Regions from separate parts of the Homo sapiens genome. Here region 1 is linked to region 2. The links are chromatin contacts, found by Hi-C in ENCODE. All regions are on one chromosome and are shown on one strand. Each heading gives the region's core, a stretch centred on a gene start or an enhancer-like site at or near the end of the contact. The rest is flanking DNA. Distances are from core to core; before and after follow the strand shown.

Region 1 (6,691 bases), core at 3,668-6,167, 4.4 Mb after region 2:
TCCCATGTGAATCAATTGGCTTGGCTGTGCAGAGAAGAATGTCTTCAGTGTCAATCTGAACTTTTGAGGCCAGCAGTCTGGAAAATCTGTGCCTTTGATTATTGAGATTTGGAGATTTCCAAAGAACTATTATTGACTGCTAATTCCATTGTGGTTGGAGAACAATACTTTGTATGATTTTCATCCTTATAAATTGAGACTTATAACCCAGAATATGGTCTTTCTTGGCACATGTTCAGTATGCATAAATATGGCACATCTCTCCATTTATTTAGCTCTTTCATTTAAGCAATGTTTTGTCACTTTAGGGTACAGCTCTTGCATGTCTTTCATTAAACGTATTCCTAGGTATTTATAATACAGATGCTCCTCAACTTATGATGAGGTTATGTCTGAATAAACCCATCCTAAATGGAAAATACTGTAAATTGTAGGGGGGTTTTCAACTTAATATTTTCAACTTATGATGGGTTTATCTGAATGTAACCCCATTGTAACCTGAGGAGCATTCTGAATGTCTATCACTTTCACATCATTATAAAGTAAAAAAAAATCGTAAGTGAAACCCTCATAAGTCAGGGATCATCTGTACTATTATAAATGGCATATTTTAACATGTCATTTTCCAATTGCTGCTTACTAGTATATAAAGTATTTTTTTAATATATACTGAGCTTTTACCCCATGACTTCAACATCCAGTAGACGTTGAAGATTTTCCACATGTACAGTCTACAAAAACAATTTATTTAGTAGCTTTGAAAAACAGATTTTCTACATAGACCACTGTGAATAGACAGTTTTGCACTTTTGTAATATTTATCTTTTATTATTTTAATTATTTATTGTACTGTCTAGAATTTCTGATACAAAGCTGAATAGAAGTGATGAGAGCCGACAGCTTTACCTTGTTCCCAATCTTAGGATTGGATATTTCACCATTAAGCATAATAGCTATTGATCTTTCATAGATGTCCTTTATAAAGTTCTCTTTTATTTCTAGTTTTGTGATTGTTGTCATCATGAGTTAGCAATAAAATATGTCAAATGCTTTTTCCGCCATTATTAAGATTTTCTCCTTTATTAATGTTGTAAATTATTGTTGATTAATGTTGGGCAAATCTTGCATTCTGGATAAACTGCAATTGGCGATTTTATTTTATTTTTTTCTGGGTTCAATTTGCCAGTATTTTCTATAGGAATTTTGCATCTGTATTAGTGAGTAATATTAATTTGTGTTTTTTTTCCCTCTAATGTCTGTTAGATTTTTCCGAAGGTTCTGCTGTTATTCCTTCCTCCTCTATTCTCTGAGTTTACATAAAATTGACATTGTGTGTTCTTTAAATGCTGGATAGAATTCACTAACGTGGATGGTTTTCTTTGTATTTTTAAATTGCGAATTCAAATTCTGTACCAGATGTACAAATACTCAGATTTTCTATTTATTCTTCAGTGTTTTGATAAGTTTTTTTTTTTTTTTTCAAAAAACTTTTTTTCTTGAGACAGAGTCTCGCTGTCATCCAGGCTGGAGTGCAGTGGTGCAATCTCAACTCACTACAACTTCTGCCTCCTAGGTTCAAGTGATTCTCCTGCCTCTGCCTACCAAGTAGCTGGGATTACAGGTGCGTGCCATCATGCCCAGCTAATTTTTGTATTTTTGGAGAGACGGGGTTTCTCCAAGTTGACATGGCTGGCCTCAAACTCCTGACCTCAAGTGATCCACCCGCCTCGGCCTCCCAAAGTGCTGGGATTACAGGCGTGAGCCACCATGCCCGGCCCCCAAAACTTTTTATTCTAAGTTATCAGATTTTATTGGTATAAATTTGTTTATAATATTATTCTTTTGTGATTTTAATTAGAATTTTTCAATCTCAGCACTACTGACATTGGAGGCCAGCAAAATAGCTGTGGGGGACTGTCCTGTGCATTGCAGAATATTCAGCTGTTTCCCTGACCTCTGCCTTCTGATAGCAGACTCTCCAACTGTGACAACCAAAAATGTCTCTGGACATTGCCAAATGTTCCCTGGGGGCAAAAAACCCTCTGGTTGAGACCCATGTTTTAATGTCTGTAGAATCTTTAGTGTTCTTTCATTCCAGATACTGGTAATTTCTCTATTTTTAAAATGAGTTTTTCTAGAGTTTTGCAGGCTGTACAAAAGAAGACTATGCACTGGACTTGGCCTGTAGACCACAGTTTGCTGATCCTGACTTAGATCACTGATTTTTTTTCTTCTTCTCTAATAAAGGTATGAAAAAACTACAAATTTCCCTCTGAGAATACTTTAGTTGTATTTCATAAACTTTGAAATGTTGTATTGATGGTTATTAGCCAATTAATGGTTATGGTGAGTGTTTATGAAGGTAACATGAGCTTGACTGTTATTCCAACAAAAGAGCTTACAAACAGACTTTTGGTTCTGTGTGAGATGAGCAATGAAGAACAGTAAGTACTTTCCCAACTAGTTGATAAATTAACATAAACATCCATAATCTGGCAACAATATTCTTTTGGCTCCTATCCCTAAAAAAAGCCAGTCTGCAACATCCAAAACATTTACCAAGACGAGGAAATTGCAATGATTTTCTTGTACGTTATGGAGTATTAATTTGCTGCCACCTGCTGGGAGGCAGAAATGGGTTTCCAGCATTGCTAGCTACAATTTGTCCTCAACTATTTATTTTGAAAATTTTCAAATCTATAGATGAGTTAAAAGAACATTCATATACTATTCACCTGAAACTACCAACTTTTTTGTTGTTGTTGTTGTTTTGTTTTTTTGAGACTGGAGTCTCTGTCGCCAGGCTGGAGTGCAGTCGCGCAATCTCGGCTCACTGCAACCTCTGCCTCCCGGGTTCAAGCGATTCTCCTGCCTCAGCCTCCGGAGTAGCTAGGACTACAGGCACGTGCCACCACACCCAGCTCATTTTTGTATTTTTAGTAGACATAGGGTTTCACCATGTTGGCCAGGATGGTTTCGATCTCTTGACCTGGTGATCCACCCGCCTCGGCCTCCCAAAGTGCTGGGATTACAGGCGTGAACCACTGCGCCCAGCCCAGGTTCAAATTTTTTAAATCCTTAAGGCTATCTAGTTGACAGCTGTCTTTAATGTAGATCAGTCCTCCTGCCTTTTTTTATTGTCTTCCTTATTAACCTTATTGAAAAGTCCGAACAAATCACATTCAGAATTTATCTCAGTGTTTCCTCACAATCAGATTCAGGTTAAACATTTTTGGCAAGAGCTCTACAAAAGTGTATTTCCCATAGCCTCATAATGACAGGTTCATATTTTCGCCAGTATTGGTGATGCTAGCAATTTTTTTCCCATGAAGAATCTATTAACATTTTGCAAAACACTAATGTTCCATGGAAATGTGTTCCCTAAGCTGTACTGTTTAGAAAACTTCTGAATAAAAAAGTGACATGCATGAAAGTGTTTGAGTTTGTAGAACGAAAAGCAGGTAAGGATAAACTCAATTTTAAAATTAACAAACTTCTTCACTTCTAAGGTAGCACAAACTGAGCTTTCATCAAACGTAACCCTTACCGAAACAATTGTTCAGATGAGCAACGCCAAGTTTAAAGAAAGGAAGTAAACCGTCTCAAGAACTGTCAATCTGTTTGTGTTCGATAGGCTGAGATTTGAAAGGTTTGATTCTGTGTTCTTTCTACTAGATCCTCGGCTTCATTTAGACTTGTGCTTAATTTTCTGTCATTGGCTATTGAGTCTACAATCAATCTTTGGAGTAAAAGTGGTAGTCTTTTGGTCCAAATAGTAATAATGAAAATGGTGAGACCAGTAATTCATTTTTTATTATTCTGTATTCAGTAAGAATCAACCTGTATCAAATAGCTGAAAAGGCCTGAAGCCTCCCAAATGCATATCATTACACAAATTCTGTGTGAGGACTGACATCTTGGTTTCATATACTAATTATACTGCATGGGCCCCATTTATAACCATATCTACTCGTCATTTGATCCTGGCTACTGCCGATGGATGCTATCTTCATCACATTATAGCAAACATTTGGGTGATTAAGTTTTTCTCAAAAATTCTAGATTAGCATACAACGGCTTTACTACTTATATGTCATCTAAGACGTTTTTTAAGAATTAGTTACTACTACGCCCAACGCAGTGAGGTAGCAAATATTATGCCTGTTTATTTTCATCTCCATTTCAGGCTTGCGCGCCTTTCCCCCCTCGGGACTTCCCGAGGACACCCCTGCAGCAGTGAGCCCGAGTCCTGGCTTTGGCTGCATGTTAAGAAATATTAATCAAAATGAATGCGTGCCCTTTAAGAGAAAAAAACTGTGGGTCCTTCAGCCTTTAAAAACCATGCCGTGGTTTAAAAACTTAAAACTATATTTCGGCAGAACGCTGAGCATTTCTTCAAATCACTCTGAGAAGCTTGAGTGTCTTTAATTTCACCGGTCTGTCAAACGTAACGCGTCTCTCCCTCACCCCACATTTTAAGTTTCCAAGGAGCGGAAGAAGGGCCTCCGGGGGTCCCGGCCGCCGCAGGCTGCTGGGGGTGAGGACACGACTCGGCCTCCGTCCGACTCGAGGGTGTCGCGAAGGCCAGGAGGGAACGAAAGTTACCCTCGAACTTCGGAGGCGAAAGATTTCATGTGGATCTTAAAAAGGGCAAAACCTACCCCAAAGGCCGTAAACCGCCCTCCCCTCCCCCGCCAGAGAACTTCCCGGCGCAGAGCTTCCGCAGCCTGCTGCAGGCCGGGAGACCTTCACGCTCACTCGCTCTCCGCCACACGCCGGAACTGCGCGGCCACGTCCACGGGGACCCTGGCCATGCCCCGCACCGCCACCCAGCCCCAGGCGATCCCCGGGCCCCACGCGCCTGCAGTCGGCGCTGCGCCTGCGTGGGAGGATCCGGCGGAAGGGGCGGGGTCAGGTGGCACTTCCGTGGCTTCGGGCGGGTGAGTATGGGGAGTGCGCGCGGCGTCCAGGAGTCGGGACTGGGCTCCCGCCTACGGCCGCCCTCCCGCCGGGGGGCCAGCGCGGTCCTCCGGGGCGCCCCCTGGAGGATTTGGGGTGGGGGAAGGAAAAGGAGAGTATTATCGAATATTCTCCTAATATTGATGTTCGGGGTGCGGATATGTGTGGACAGGCAGGAGTCGGCAAATGGGTTCAAATGGAAGCTTTAACAAAGAAAGGCCCTGTACGTAAACAGTGTTTTAAAATTCTCATCTTGGTTAGGTTTCTCAGGTTATCTCTGAGCCACAGCAAGGCAGCTTTGTTAAGGTGGCTCTTCCCTTGTCGCTGCCAAACCCGGTAAATGGTTAACCTGAGGCCGCGTCAGAGAAAGCCACTATGACTCCTACCAAAGAGTGAAATTGAAACTCTTTTCTGGGAAATCAAATCCAGGATATAAAAGTTGGATTCAAACTAAAAGTTACAAACAGTATCTAGGTTCCGTCACATGGCGTGCCGGGCAGGGTCTAAATCTCTTTCAGCAGAGGGCATGCTGTCTTCATATGTATTTCTCATTAGAAAATGAAAGACGACCTAAACCAAAATAATATAAAAATTTTTTATTATCTGTCTTAAGAGTTGTACCCTAATCCATATGTTTAGAAAACATAAACTAATAAAACTTTTCCAACTTGGTAGAAAGCCAAAAGTTTCCAGAAAAACTGTGTGGATTATTCAGCATTTTGCTGTTGTCTACAATGTTCAGAATATTCTTTTACAATAATTTTGCACTAAATACCGGTTTGTGTTCAGGGTAACAAGAGGTTTTTAAAAAGTCAAAGACAAGGACAGGTTTTTTAAGGGCTGTATTCTATTAGGAGAGACAAAACAAGCATGAAAAGTTACATATCCATAAGAAATGTAAATCACCATTTGAGATATTTGAAGATGTCAAAAGAAAACCTTTATTTAGAATGGAAAGAGCTGGTGAATGCTCGAAACATTTACCATTTAGCTGATTGTTGCCATGTGGGAATGGGGGTCTCTCAAACGCAGATCCGATTTTCTCCAACACAGGCCAAAGATCTGTATTTTTACGTATTTTTTCTTGATTTTTAATGTTACTTGCAACCAATTTAGTTAACACACACCTTCTGTGGGTGGGCCAGGTGCAACTAGTTTGTGACCTCTGCAGATTTTCACCTTAGTACAGTCCTACACTTACACAATGGTTCAGTTAAAGATTTTTTGACTTTACAGTGGGTTTATCCAGACACAGACCCGATTGTAAGATGAAGACTCTTTGTATTCAGAAATAATTGGAATTAGAGGTCAGAAAAAGTCCTAGAGACTGGGATGGTCAGGAAAGATTTTAAGCTGGGTAGTATAGGAGAGATATCATAGAGGGGGAAGGATGTAAAAGATGAGTTAAATCTTGGGGTTGGGAGAGTTGGCAGGTTTGGAAGATAGTAAACTCTCCTTAGAGGAATTTTGGAAAGGCAAGCGCAAGAGGTGCTGCTGGCCTGGGGACTACACTTTGAGAACCACTGTCCTAGGGTACGGTGAACTTTTGGAGGAATTTGAGTAGGAGGCTAAGGAGATCACATTCACCTTTCAGAATGAGTCTTGCTGTGAAGTCTGAAAGGAGGACTGAGGAGGGAGAGAGAAAAGAGGAAAGTTTCTTAGAGGTGATTAGCACCTGCTTGATGCCAGGCCCTGTGCCAGGCTCTCTCATGCATACTCATTTATACTCACC
Region 2 (6,183 bases), core at 1,150-3,649:
TTTTACATTTTGGACAATCTTATGGGTGTCATTTATTCTGTATATAAATCTTTTGTCAGTTACATGGGTGTCAAAATTCATTCCCCTCATTTTCATTTGCCTTTTTACTTTATGTCTTTAATCATCCTGAAGTTTTTAAATTTTATTGAATTCATTGTTCATTAAATTTTTTGTTTTTTTGTGTGTGTCTTAATAAATCATTCTACTTTAATATCATAAAGGCATTCTCCTATGTTTTCTTAAAATAGTTTTATTTTTGCTTTGTATATTTAGGTCCTTCCACCTAGGACTTATTAAATATGTGCTGTTAATAGGGATCTAATTTTATCTTCCTCCATATGGATCGCCAATAGTCTTTGCCTCATTTATTGAATAATACCTGTCTTCTTACTGATGCTAATGCAACCCATACCATTTGCCAAATATCCAAATGTATGTGAGTCTGTATCTAGGCTTTCTATTCAGTTGCATTTGTCTATTTGCTGACACCTGAAACTATGCAATATTGTTTTAATTACTAGAGCTTTATAATAAATAAAAGTATCCTTCTGCTTGTATAACTAAAATGGTCTGGGCTTTTCAATCTTTAATTGTTCCTATGAATTTGAGAGAGCAATTAACCAAATTCCATTAAAAAAATCTATATGAGGATTTGATTTGAATTGCATTGAATTTATAGAATATTTCAGTTCCTTATAATTTTCATATCCCAAATTGCTTATTATAATTTTGTCGTTTTATATAATGTTTTAGATTTACCCTATATATTAAATAAATTGATTATTATTACTTTTTGTATTCCCTCCTGCCTTTTAAATTCCATTTTCATCTTGTGAAGACTGCCCTTTGAAATTCTTTCACTGAGTATCTGTGAATAGTAAAGGTTCTTTGTCTTTGTCAGAATATTTATTTTGCCATCACTCTTGGTAGTGAATACTGGCAGGCACTACCCAGATCCCTCTTCCTCAATGAAAGACTTATTTCCTGAGCTGCTGAGAGTGCAGCAAGCCAACACAATCCAGCTCTTGGCCATCTTCAGGAGTCCTTTAACCCAAGGTTGCACTCTTCTCCTTTGGCAGCGTTCATCCAGTGACTAAATGTCATAGGTGTATAAAGGTCCAGCCCAGTTCCCCTAACTCAAGACAACTCTGAAGGGATATCCCAGATTCAAAACGAGGCCTTCACTGAGACGTCACTGCAGGTCAACTCTTCCCTCTGCTCAATCCTGCTTCCATTTCTCCTGCAGATGTTGTTCCCCAAAGCATTCCCTAACATACTCATTATACTCTTCTCTGACTCAGAGTATGCTTCCTGGGGAAGCCAACCTAAAACAGTTGGTGTCAGGAGTGGTTCAAGTTAGGCTAAGATGGGATTTATGATTCGAATCACAGGCCATGTGACTATCAATGAGGACCCCCTCGGTGGTAGGTGTAGGACACACAGACCTCGGCACAAGGTAACAGTGCAATAGTTACAACTTTCATCAGTAATGAAACTGGGGTGGTATTCTAACGTAACTGGGGTGGTATTCTAATTTATATACGAGTAGGTAAAATGTATCAGGCATTTGAGAACTATGAGGGAAATAGTAACCTTAATGACAGTGGCATTGACTGTTATTGCTAAGTAAAATTGATTCTTTGAAAATAGCAAAAGGCTGAGATGGTTAATTGGCTATCAAAATCTAAGAGTAAATTCCAGAAGGCCTCTTTGGTCCAAATAAAGAGGCTTTTATCTCCTGCAGGGGGAGGGCAGGAAAAGCACAGGAATAGGCCTGGTACTGAATCCTAAGTGCGGCAGAGCTCCGAAAGAGATTAGGAAACCCAGCTTGGTCGGCTATGCAAAGGTGGAGGTGCTTGATCGGAAGGAGATTCTGATGCAGGGGGAGGATCATCAGGTTTCAGTTAAAAGCAGGCAGATTACACATTAGAGGTAGAGAATGTGGGATGATTTGTTCACAAAGGAATGGAATCCAGAGGGCATAACAGAAATAAGAGACAGGGGAGGCTGGTACGGAAGTTCATCAGGCAACTGAAGGCACAGTTTGCGCAGCAACCAAGAAAAGGTGGGATGTGAGGCACGCAAGATGTAGAGGTGGGGAAAGGTTTCCAACAGAATTCAACATGAATTTGCTGTTTGAGTCAATTGATCCAGTACCAAGTCTGTGAGTTCATTTTCCTCTTCCTTTTAGATTTCTCCTTTTTCTAAAAAAGTAAAACTGAGGGGGCCTTCCCCTGCTTTCCCTCCTTCTGCTTCCCTATTTTCCCTCGCATTCCCTTCCTTTTCTGCAGATCCTCTGCTTAGGAATGGGGCATTGGCCCCCGCAGGAGTGGGCGGGGAAGGGGCGGAGCGAACAGAGGTGGGCGGCTCCCGTCCTATGACGTCAGCCGTAAGGCGCTGCTGTCGTAAAAGGACGTCCGGTCCGTCTCCTAGTGTCCGGAATCGGCTGTCAGCCTCCCTGGCTGTTAGTACCTTCTTTCCCGGAGTCCTGGTCCACGAGTTGGATTTACTGCTGTCGCGGGTGGGCCTCACGCCATTCCCTGTCCCTCGGCCCCCTGAGTGAGTCCGGTCTCCCGGCGAAAGTGAGCGAGGTTTGCCCGGAGCGCGCACGAGGTAGGGTGTCCCGCGGGCGGGTGACGGTTGCGGGTCCCCGTTGCGGGTCCCCGAGCCGCCTGGCACCTCCGCCGCTTCTCCCCTGGACGCCCCTCCGCCCCACTGGGTCCTCCAGCTCCAGGCTGGACTCCTAAAGCCGCAGTGCCCCGTGCCTGTTTCCTCATTTGGTGACACACGCAGTGCATGCAAGAAGTTGGAGTGTTACCGGAAAAGGGCTTGAACCCGTATAAGGCTGAGAAGAAGATTCACTCTTTTGAGCGTGCAGAACAAACTGGAGGGAAAAAAAAATGAGATTTAACTTTATCAGAGGATTCAGAGGATATCTCTGAGGACGCAGAAAGTTAATCCGCATGATCACCTCGTGATTATTTTCTGAGGTTCTTTGGCCAGGGCAGCACGCCCTCTAGATTTTGTCATTTTACATATTGGAATGGTGCCTTAGTGGTCTGGGCGTTACGTTACCGAAATAACCACCTATTAAATCTGGCTATTTTTCAGTTGCTACCGTACTGCTTACCACCTGTTTTGTTTTTTTTTTAATTGAGCATTCAGTTCAGAAAACTTCAGTTTAGAAAAATCTTGTATTTCAACTAAATGATGAAAATTAAACATACTCTTAAACGTAAATTTGAACCCCGTTAAAATTACATGCTCACTGCGTGTAGAGGGAAGAGCATTTGTTAAAGTCAGAGCAACTAATACCTTAAATATCTTCAGAATGTTTTGACTTTGTAGTTAATAAATAGTGTTATTTGTTGACTGTTAGATGTTTTGTTTACATATTACATAGGAAAAATTAAACTTGTTATACTTAAGGTGTTGGCAGCGTCAGGTCATCTGAATATATAGCTCAAAAAAGTGATATAAACTGGCTAAATAATGCTCTTATTAATGATTTTTTTGTTTTTGCTAATGATACATGATTCATTTGTTTTAATGAGGTGCAGAATACTTTATCATTGGAGAAACTTTTTTCTTAGTGGGAAAAGAAGACTAGTTTGTCTTTTAGGGTAAATTTTTTTGACGTTTACATTTTTAGAATCGTTAGTGCCAATAAATGCGTTAAGGATCACCCGCTTCATTTGGAATAATATGTGCTTAACGTTTCATAAGGCTTAGAATGTGCTTAACTATCGAAAGGATAGAGTTTAACATTTAACAAGAAAAAGGACACTTTGTTATACTATTTCTTAGTTTATTAAAATAGTAAATGCAGTCAGTCAATTATATCTTTTCTGTTCTCTTGTGTCAAAATAGGGGAAAATGCCTAAAAAAAAGACTGGTGCGAGGAAGAAGGCTGAGAACCGCCGAGAACGTGAAAAACAACTAAGAGCATCAAGAAGCACTATAGATTTAGCTAAACATCCATGTAATGCCTCAATGGTATCAGCTTTTTTTGATATCAGTTGGTAGTTGGAAAAACTATATACTATTTTATCTGACGTATACCTGAATAAAATTTTAGTGAAGACAGTGTTTTTGCATATAGTTTGTTGCTGAATTTAGTATCTCTGGCACGTCTGTTGATTTCACTGAGTGGCAGTGATTGTTGTTGGATTTTATATTATTATAAAACCTAGCATATTACTTTACATACTGTTGGTGATAAAGGTAGATATTGGACAAGAATAGATAATAGAAACTTTCATCTTCCAGTTTCTTTAATGCCTTAGTCTTATTGGGTTTTCATCATATTTTCTTAGCAATTCTTTCATTTCTCTTTTCTGAACTTCCTACTTAACATCTGTTGGCTTCCCATTCTATTACCTTATCTACCTGTGCTAAGTGGGTTAGTCCTGATAATTTCTGGGCTGCTTTGAATGGTGGCTGCTTTTGAAATATGCTTTTTGAAATATGCGAAAAAGCAAACAATTAGGTCATCATTACCTCTTTCATTGACTGTAGAGTTATTCCGGTTCTCTCTATTTCCACTCCTTTCTTTGTTTTTCTTTTCCCACTGTTCCTATTTTTTCCTTCTCCTTTTGTCAAACATACATGAATTGTTTAATGTAGCTTAGTTTAGCAAACGTTTATTGTGCATCTACTCTGTGCCAGGTATTATTTCAGACACTGTGGGTAGTGATACATAGATGAATTACATGGTCTCTATTTCCAGAAGTTTATAGCTCAGTTATGTTGTATATTAGGATTTGTTTGTTTATAAATGACAGAAATCTAACTTAAATTAATCTTAGGGAAAAATAGTTTATTGAATGGATAATGGAATAACTCATATTGCTGGGAAGGGGAAGGATATACCTGGGACTCGGGGACAATTGGAACCTGGAACAACTTGTAGTTCTATCTTTTGCTTTTGTTTCTTATTCCTTATTAGTTCCATTTTTTCATATTGTCTTACTCCATTTGTTGGGTTTCATAGTTACAGGTAGCTTGCATGTCTCACATCACATATTGTGCCTCAGAGAAGGAAAGAACTCTGAAAGGCTGGACTTCACCCAGTGCCTGTCCCAGGGCTAACATTTATTGGGGTTGGTTGGGTGAGGACAGATTACATAGCGCAGATGTGACAGTGAGGCTGTCTTCTGTGTTTAAGAGTCCTTTCCAGAGAAGAGAGGTTCTGAATGACTGGCATGCCTAAATATATATAATGACAGCTAGATTTTGGAAGTGCTTCAATAAAGGTACAATGTATTTATTAGGACTAAGAGGTGATAAAGTTGGCTGTGTGTGGAAGGGGTACACTTCACAGAAGAGGTGGGATTTTCACCAGAACTTTCAACAGGTAGGAGGCACTTTTCAGGGAAAAGTGTTCGAATAAGTAAAGACATGGAGAAGAGAGAATATAAGACATATTTGGAGAATGGCTGACCATTAGTGACTTGAGTCTAAAAAGAATAGGCCAAGAAGGTTTGGAAAGTGATTAGGGGCCAGATTGTGGAGAGCTTTTAAAACCATGTTTAGGAATCTGGATTTTCTGTGAACTTTATTATTTTGTATTCTCTTTGGAACGGTGCCTTAGATAAATGCATTATTTTAAGGGTCACCCACTTCATTTGGAATAATATGTGCTTAACGTTTCATAAGGCTTAGAATGTACTTAACTATCAAAAGGATAGTTCTTGTGTTCATTCTGTGGTATTTTATTCCTTACAAACAATTGAAAAAGAAACTACCAATGTATTTAGCCTCCTTTGTGATAATGCCACTTCTTCAGGGAATCATATACCCGGAGTATCACTCTCGCATACCTTTGTTATTTTAAGCATGGGTAGGTGCTTGTATACATGGGTGGAGTTGGGGCTTTGGTGTAGTGTCACTTAAATTTTAACCTGAAAAGCAGGTTATTCTTTGTAATACAAGTAAATTTGCAGTTTTCAGTCAGCAGAAAAATTAATGTGATATTTTTATATGTTACAGGAATGTGACAAGTGTCAGAGGTAAATTTTATTTCTTTTTCTATCTACCTTTAATAAAATTGTCCCTCTGACTTTTTATCTGACATTGACCATAATTTAAAATTTTATTTTACATGACAAGGCGGCAGAAGAATAGAGCATTTTGCTACTTTTGTAATTCTGTACAGAAGTTACCAATTTGTGCACAGTGTGG

Evidence for each region. Hi-C counts contacts between places; a loop is a spot of excess contacts on that map. Pooled maps may share reads with other maps.
Region 1: a loop to region 2 is called in a map of CD8-positive, alpha-beta T cell, with 32 times the contacts of the local background. The contact joins the promoter of MMAA here to the promoter of ZNF330 in region 2. A Hi-C loop is called at or near these places in 5 of 168 maps with a recorded cell type or tissue (B cell, CD8-positive, alpha-beta T cell and naive thymus-derived CD4-positive, alpha-beta T cell) and 10 of 50 pooled maps.

Annotation. Positions count from the first base shown.
Region 1 is chr4:145,614,468-145,621,158 of GRCh38, forward strand. MMAA (metabolism of cobalamin associated A) reads left to right here and starts at 4,918. Exons shown (of 7, transcript NM_172250.3): 1 at 4,918-4,940. RefSeq lists silencers at 4,747-5,186, 5,217-5,286.
Region 2 is chr4:141,218,496-141,224,678 of GRCh38, forward strand. It overlaps ZNF330 (zinc finger protein 330), which reads left to right and starts at 2,400. Exons shown (of 10, transcript NM_014487.6): 1 at 2,400-2,613; 2 at 3,871-3,996; 3 at 5,992-6,011; 4 at 6,112-6,182. The coding sequence starts at 3,877. RefSeq lists enhancers at 2,185-2,691, 2,692-3,196.